2 separate regions of the Homo sapiens genome follow, and region 1 is linked to region 2. Evidence: read pairs that join two places in POLR2A ChIA-PET (ENCODE). Cell type or tissue: CD4-positive, alpha-beta T cell. All regions are shown on one strand.

Region 1 (4,000 bases), 360 kb after region 2:
TTCCTCAAGTAGAGCAGCAAAGTTCTTGCTAATGAGTGTCCCGACATAGAGAAAGGGGATCACAATGGAGAACACACGGAGAAGGCCGAAGGACATCTGCAGAGGGTCAGAGTGGCAGCTGTGAGCTCCAGAGCCCACTCTGGCAGGACCAAAGAAGACCTGGCCCTCTCACAGACATACCCTCAGACCCATCATAAGCAACTTGATTTTAAAGTCCTTGGAAAAATTCAGGGCAAGAAAAGTAATTAGAAAAGGAGAAGGCCAGGCAGGGTGGCTCACACCTTTAATCCCAGCACTTTGGGAGGCTGAGGTGGGTGGACCACCTGAGGTCAGGAGCTTGAGACCAGCCTGGCCAACATGGTGAAATCCCGTCTCTACTAAAAATACAAAAAATTGACCCAGCATGGTGGTGCGCACCTGTAATCCCAGCTACTCGGGAGGCTGAGGCAGGATAATTGCTTGAATCCAGGAGGCAGAAGTTGCAGTGAGCCAAGATTGCACCATTCCACTCCAGCCTGGGAGACAGAGTGAGGCTCTGTCTAAAAAAAAGACAAAAGGCCGGGCGCAGTGGCTCACACCTGTAATCCCAGCACTTTGGGAGGCTGAGGCGGGCGGATCACGAGGTCAGAAGTTCGAAATCAGCCTGGCTAACATAGTGAAACCCCGTCTCTACTAAAAATACAAAAAATTAGCCGGGTGTGGTGGTACATGCCTGTAGTCCCAGCTACTCAGAAGGCTGAGGCAGAAGAATCACTTGAACCCGGGAGGCGGAGGCTGCAGTGAGCCAAGATTGTGCCACTGTACTCCAGCCTGGGTGACAGAGTGAGACTCCGTCTCAAAAAAAAAAAAAAGGAGATAAGGTGACTGTTATGGCCATCAAAATGGACGAAAAGTCCACTGGAAAGAAAAGTCTAAGGCACCCTAGACATCTAAAGTTAGGACACAGCCTGCTAATTACTTTAAATCCCTACAGGCAATCGGGTGCACCAGTACTAGGAGGGCCAGACTACGGTGAGCTCTGCCTGAACACGAAATACACGAAAACCGATGACAGAAAGATGTACAGTGAAGGGATATTCTACACAGTTCACTAAGTAACAGGTTCCCTGATGCCTGAGAAATTTGATTTAAAAATTTTAGAAACAGATGTATTTGAAAGTGGGCATGTATTTACACTCAAAGACTTTAGATGGATTGGGAGAATGTCAGTAAAATCTCAGCAACATTTCTCTCGTATTCCTAGAATTAAAAAAATTTTTTTTTCAACTGTTTTGATAAGGCAGGTCTTTCCCAACATGGACCTACAGTCAATTGTGTGAGTTAGCATAGGCTAGACTAGCTTTAAGAGAATTTGTTTTTTTAACTCCCACACCACACAGCCCTGCAGTCGTAAAGCAAACTTTCGCTTGATATAAGGGACTGTTTCCGTTTTCCCTAGAAAAACTCAAGCATGTGATAGCGTTCAGTGTTGGAAAAAGACAGGACCTGGTGGGGACGGTACCAGGAAGAAACCCGGATGCTGCGTCCTCAGCGCTGGCCTTGGATACGAGCTTCACCGCTCTAGCCCGATTCTTCATTTGAAAACCCGTGATTGTAATAATTCCCTGCACATCTATCAGGACTGTAAATCACATGAATTAAATATTAGGTGACAACTAATAAAAAGATGAGGCCCGTCCCACGTACCCTTTATTTACAGAGTCCTTTCAAAATTCATATTTCATCCCATAAACTAGGAGACAGGCAGGGCAGAGATTACAGGACTGCTCTAAGCTAGAAGCACACGGCCTAGTCTTCTGACTCCAGAGGAGCAGAGCACCGCACCTCTCAGGACAAGCTAATGTAAAAGGCCAACTTCCTCAGCGTTTGCCCCCCATCTTCTGTCTACCTACCATTTTCTACACACCTGTCAAAATTAGCAACTCATTAGCGTATTCTTGGTCCGCCTTCCAGTCTACGGTAATCGTTATGATTGGCCTTGGCTCCTATCAATCAGCGCCGCCCTCACGCACTCCCCACAATGATTGGCCTCAGCCCCTTCGCCCCGTCTCCAGGAGGACACTCACTTTCACCGGTTTGGGCAAAATGGCGCCGCTGCGGGTAACGATGACTGACCTCGACGGTACCAGGCTCCGGCCTGAGCCGCTCCATGCGGCGGAGACATCGCCATCTTTCCTCAAGCTAGGCCCGCTCCGGAGAGCCCCGGACCTGACGGGTGCCAATACTAGCCAGCGAGCCGCTCCGGACGCCATGCCCCCAGCTCCGCCCCTCACCCGGGCACCCGCACCCCACCGCCCAGCCCTCGTGCCGCCCTCGGGAAGAAAGCCGCCCGAAGCCTCGCGAGAGTTTGAGGAGTACACGAGAAGCCCAGCCCTCCCACTCGCGCAGTGCCGGCGGCTCCTGGGGCGGCGGGAGGGAGGTGTTTGTCACTGGCCGGCATGGTGGCGTCACGAGAGTGGCGGCGCAGCCCCGGCTCCCTCAGTCCGCGTCCTGCTGGGCGTGGCCGCGGTCTTGGGTCCGCCCGGCCGTCAGAACAGGCCTCAGCGGCCGGTTGTGGAAATAAACCCAGGGAGCGGAAGGAGTAATAACGAAAAAGCTTTACTAGTGTTTTAACCGTGTACAAAACACTGTAGCAATAAGAGAAAGGCCCGTGCTATCTGTGTTTAAACAAAATGCAGTGGCTGCGGGGCTTCCAGGCAGGGCTGGGGAACAGGCCGGGCGCCCGCCTTGGGCGCATCTCCGCCTCTTAGGGGTAAGAGGCTCAGAGCCTACCCCTTAGGCCTAGTTGGATGCGGGTCGGTCCTGCCCAAGGCCCCAGTGAGGGGAGCCGAGGCTAGGAAGGGGCAAGTTTTATGTGTTTGGGAGGGGGTGTCTCTTCCCGGCCTCTGCGTCTTCCCCCTGGAGCGTCAGTATGGTCAGGCTCTGGTGACCCAGCCGCTTTGCCTCCCGACTTTGGGAAGAGTAGCAAGGAGAGGTCCTGGCAAGTACACCCTGGGTGACAAACGGCTATGAGAGTTCCCAGGTGATTTCTCGAGCAGCTTCAGTTTACCGGAGCCCAGCCAGGAGAGAGAATTTTAGCACAGGAAACGCAATCCCGTGTCCAAGCTCCTAGAATACCCAGGACTGAGAACCAAAGCAACAGACTTTTCCCAGGGAGCCACACTGCCTCCCCACCTCTTCTTTAACCCCTCACTTGGCAGCTCCAGGAGTTGGCTGCTGAAGACAGAGTACAGGAGGGCATTTCGTTGACGTAAAAAAGCTACAAGCCCCTTCCGGGGCAAGGTCCAGCACCATCTGTTAACAGGGCAGCCAGGGAGAAAGGATGGGACCCCAGCACTCTGAGCAGAATAAATCTCTCTTCACTGGCCGAAGACCCTCTGCCTCAAAGGGCCCTACCCAGACTGCTGAGTGAGGATCCCATCCCCAATCTTCCCACCCCTCTCAGGAAGAGCTGGGTCCCAGAAACTCCTATGACACAATAAATCCACTTTCTCTGACAGTGTCAGAGCTTCAAGCCGATACTGCAGCCTACCTCGGATTTAAGTGCACAGGAGACTCCCCAGGTTGGAAATTATGGCTCTAGAGCCCGGTGTGTAGGCCAAAGGTATGGCAAGCCTGTGACAGTCTCGGGTGACATTCCCCACTTCCTTCATTTCATTAACATCCCCTGGGAGGGGGCAGTCAGGCCAGTGCAGTCAGGAGATTGGGGTCTTGCTCTGTGGCTGCTAAGTCTCCTTCCTTCTCTGGACCTCAGGAAATAAAGAGGATGGAAGGAATGGTCCCGCAGTCCCTTCCAGACACACGGGTGGATCTCGAACCTGGAGAATGCCTAAATAGCAGGAAGGAGAGAACCCATGTCCCCTCCCAAAACGCAACCTTGGAAATGGGTAAACATTTAACTCCTGAAAAAGAACTGGCCCTGGTTTCCTGACTCAAAGGGCCCAGACTTAGGGCCTATCCTGTTCCTCACATTTTGAGTGGCTCCCCTGGGCCCTCTTCT
Region 2 (4,000 bases):
AGCTGTTGGACATAGGGCCCAGCCTAAATCCAAGATTATTTTATCGTGAGTTGAAAGGACCTGATTACATCTGAAAAGACCCTGTTTCCAAATTCAGCTCACAGTCACAGGAATGGAAGAGTCGGGGGGAGGGAGAGGTTAATACATGAACATATCTCTTGGGGAGCACAATTCAACCCCTACATTCAGTAAGACTCTCTTAGAGAGGGCAGGGCAAGCTGGCCCTGCACTCCTTGGCCATCCCCTGCTGTCACCCCCAGACCTCAGGCACGGCGGCCCCTCGCTCTCCCCCGTCTCCTCTGTCCGGGCCTCTGAAGTCACCAGTTCTCCATGCCCAGCCGTGGCCTGTGGGAGGGAGCTGGGGGGGTGAGCTGGAGCTGCCACTTAGCGGCAGAGTCACAAACTCACCGTTCCTAATGAAGCCCGTCGCTTCTCCCTCCTCTTCCTCCCAGCAATGTCCGCAGTGGTGCCTGCGATGAAAGAAGCTGACCCAAGACATAGGAGGGAGGTGATTATGGGTTTAGAAAAGTCTTGACAAAAACATATCCTTTTATGACTGGGGTGGCTCTGTCAGGCTCTGCTGGCCCAGCATCCTCCCCACAGCCCACCCCAGCCAGAGGAACAGTCTCCTGATTTTCCTGTGGGGACTCCTGTCCTCTCAAGGTCACTTAGTTGAGCAGGGTTGTCCCTACCCCCAGTTCCCTGTCCCTCTGTCTTCTTTCCACTGCAGGCCAGCCAGCAGAACCCTGCTTTTCTGAAGACCCTGACCAGGAGCTGCAGCCCCTCCTGGCCCTGTAGCCGCAACTGGCCCCATCTCTTGATTCCGCTTACCTGTCCGGCCCAGGCTGGAGCTACCCCACAGCTGCCAGGGCTGGGTCCTCCAGGCCACCTGCCCATGAACCAGCCAGGTGAGCACAAAGCACGTCTCCCCCACCCCGTCTTGGGTCTGTAGGGACAATAAAATGCCTGCCAGTGAAAAGGGCACAGTGAGGCTGGGTGCTGTGGCTTGTGCCTGTAATCCCAGCACTTTGGGAGGCCGAGGCAGGCAGATCATTTGAGGTCAGGAGTTCGAGACCAGCCTGGCCAACATAGTGAAACACTGTCTCTACTAAAAATAACAAAAATTAGCCAGGCGTGGTGTCTTGCACCTGCAGTCCCAGCTCCTCAGGAGGCTGAGGCAGGAGAGTTGCTTGAACCCAGGAGGCAGAGGTTGCAGTGAGCCAAGATCATGACATTGCACTCCAGCCTGGGCAACAGAGCGAGACTCCGTCTCAAAAAAAAAAAAAAAAAGAAAAGAAAAGAAAAAAAAGGGCGCAGTGCTGAGCCACGGATTATTTAAGATATCCTATTTCAGGAAAAACGAACAAGTCCAGATTCTCTTGGCTGTGGCTCCGTGGTTTATATGTTTGCAGAATCAGAAGAGTGAGTGACAAAGGTTACAGGTAAGCCTGCAGGAGTAGACACCTTTGGGGGAGAGATTGGAGAAAATGATTAGCTTTTTCTGTATAGATTTTTGGATTATTTCACCTTGTGAACTCTGATATTTGCTCTGACGCCAGCCACCCTCACTGGGTCCTTGGTTCTGCCCTGTTCTGTTCTGCATCCTTCTTTGCCTGTGGGGTTTCCGGGTTTCTATCCTGAGCTCCAAGCCAGGGTCCAACCCAGCAACCTGCGGCCCTGAGGCCCGTAGGTCCCCATGTGGGCACTCTTGACCTCCTAGGCTTTGCTGACCTACAGGCCTCCTCGCCAGTGACTCATGAACTTGGCTGAGGCACAGCTTTTCAGATCCTGGGGGGCCCCCCTCTCTCCTCTCCCACGGGGTTCTTATCAAGCTCAAGGGAGGAAATGGTTGACAAACGGTTTTGCTAAACTAGGATCGGTTACCCAATGGAGAAGCTTATTACTGAAGACGCTGATGAAGAACATTCGAGCAGCGCCCCATCAATCTCCTCTGCTGTCAGGAAGGCTGGGGGAGGGGCGGTGGGACCCAGGCCATCAGGAGCGGGATGCCACCGAGTTCTCAAAGACCTTGTCCGCCCTGGCCCTTCCTGTCCGGCCTCCAGGGGGCACCAGATCTCCACCCAGTGCGTGACCACCCCCTCCCCACCAATCCCTCAGCGAGATTCTAGCAGAGGGGAGAGAGCCAGGGGCCGTGGGGACCCAGGGGTGAGAAAGGGGCTGGCAGAGAGCAGGGAGTCCACCCAGGGTCAGGTTCAGGCCTGCATTGATGTGTGGCCAGGGTGCGACACAGAATTCTGCAAGATTCAGAACATCTCTCAATCACTACATTTTCAGAAAATGGATGAAAAGCTGATCAAAAAGACGTTTGATGCCAGGCTGAAGAGAAGCTGGATCTTGCACCATCGGGCTGGAGGCAAAGTGCGGGCTGGAGTTCCCCACAGCTGGAGCAGGAGTCCTCTGTAATCCATCAAGTCTGAAGCAGGAAATGCAAGAAGGCTCATGGCGCCTCCTCCCACGAGCCGCCCGGCTGCCGAGAGCCCGGGGTGTGGAGCGGCGGGTTCAGGCCAGGGCAGCGGGACTCTGGGAGCTGGGCTTGCTGGTCCAAGAAACTTGGAGCACAGTCAGGTTTGCAGTTCAGCTCAGAATCCTGATTCAGAAACACCACCCCTTCTCCATGCCTGGGGAGATAGGTGAACTCCCAAACGACTCCCGGGGCCACCCCAGCAAAACCCTAAATGACAGAATTGCCCAGACAGAAGCTGGCTGATCTGTTAGCGAGACTAACCCCATACTTGCCCATGCTCTCTTCTAGTTCACAGGGCACTTCCGTGGCAGGGGAACATGAACTATTCTTGCTAATGAGGCTGGTGAAGCTCACAGGACCTGCACTTGCCAAGGCCCCACAGTTAGGAAACGGCAGAGCTGGGCCTTTAACCCAGATCCCCTGCCTCCAAGTCCTGGAATGGTTGTTTCAGAGGCTGAGCCTTCTGAGTGAGATGAGAAAACTAACAGGAGTCTGGCTGCTGAATCCTCTTTGGGGCACTTTCTCTAGAACAGCCAAAAAGTGGTCCCCAGACTCCACTTGCTTGTATGTACCTGGTAAGTCAGTGCCATTCAGTAAAAAGAAAGTCTTTCTTTTTTTTTTTTCTGCTGAATTGCAATATGTAATTGCAATGTGTTCCTATGTCATATGTTTCTGTAAAGTTTGCAAAGGTGAGACATCAGTTAGTCACACCAAGCCAGCTTGGTGGCACAGCACATGCTTGTAGTCCCAGCTACTCAGGAGGCTGAGGTGGGAGGATGGCTTGAGCCCTGGAGTTCAAGGCTGTGATGAGCAAAGATTGCACCACTGTACTCCAGACCTGTCTCTAAAAAAAGAATCAAACCTGGGCAACGTAGTGATAGACTCTGTCTCTAAATATACACATATGTCTATGAATAAGGCTTTTAAAAATAATAAAAATAACTCAGCTAAGTCTCTTTCCACTCTGATTCCCCGCCTTCCCTGCTCCCATCCAGTTGGATGGTGTTGGACTGGCTGTGGGTATTTTGGGAGAAGTTGATATGGAAATAGTTCAGAATTCAGGGGTATTTCTTGTGGTTCATGGTTCTATCCATGTGTAGCTCAGTCGTTGCTGGCTGTCCGAGGGTACAGATGGCTTCCAGGAACAGGCTCACCAATGAATGAAGGAGAATGAATACAATGATCATGATGAAAAAAGATTTAAATTTCTTGCTGATTTGGCATAAAATGTTGAAACCAACAAAGACAACATAAAACTCAGAACAGGTCCCTGTGATGAGAGCATCAAAGCCTCGCGTGGTCACCAGTGTGGCCCATCCAAGGAGCATGTAAGGTCAGGTCCCACATGAGAAAACTTGACACAGCCATGCCCTGAACTCTTCCTGCTACCATATCAAAGAAATTTGATTGAAGTTTGTTTTCTCTATAGAATATGGCATTGCAAAATCCTTGTTGTACAAGGAAGCGATCAGGATATAGAAAAACATAGGGAAGCCAGGTGTGGTGGCTCAAGCC

The links. ChIA-PET counts read pairs that join two places held together with the same protein. Peaks named below come from ENCODE experiments on the same cell type or tissue, not always from the same donor. Only the 100,000 strongest peaks of a DNase experiment are listed, where the experiment ranks them.
Region 1: POLR2A ChIA-PET joins it to region 2 with 26 read pairs; 11 of 35 experiments call an interaction of 5 or more read pairs at or near these places.

The regions. Positions count from the first base shown.
Region 1 is chr22:42,078,021-42,082,020 of GRCh38, reverse strand. It overlaps PHETA2 (PH domain containing endocytic trafficking adaptor 2), which reads right to left. Exons shown (of 3, transcript NM_001002034.3): 3 at 2,583-4,000. The coding sequence ends at 3,948. It overlaps SMDT1 (single-pass membrane protein with aspartate rich tail 1), which reads right to left and starts at 2,321. Exons shown (of 3, transcript NM_033318.5): 1 at 2,067-2,321; 2 at 1-96. The coding sequence starts at 2,252. RefSeq lists enhancers at 1,804-2,576, 3,817-4,000 and a silencer at 2,602-2,896. In CD4-positive, alpha-beta T cell, no CTCF peak of the experiment used is centred here; DNase peaks (open chromatin) are centred at 1,520, 2,010 and 2,350; H3K4me3 peaks cover 2,125 bases; H3K27ac peaks cover 2,501 bases.
Region 2 is chr22:42,442,648-42,446,647 of GRCh38, reverse strand. It overlaps LOC101927344 (a long non-coding RNA gene), which reads right to left. Exons shown (of 6, transcript NR_188414.1): 3 at 832-946; 4 at 409-485. Among named protein-coding and RNA genes, the nearest start is that of NFAM1, 12 kb to the right of the region's middle. RefSeq lists enhancers at 1,515-2,281, 2,289-2,468. In CD4-positive, alpha-beta T cell, a CTCF peak has its summit at 2,071 (motif pointing right); DNase peaks (open chromatin) are centred at 2,057 and 2,397; H3K4me3 peaks cover 1,254 bases; H3K27ac peaks cover 1,715 bases.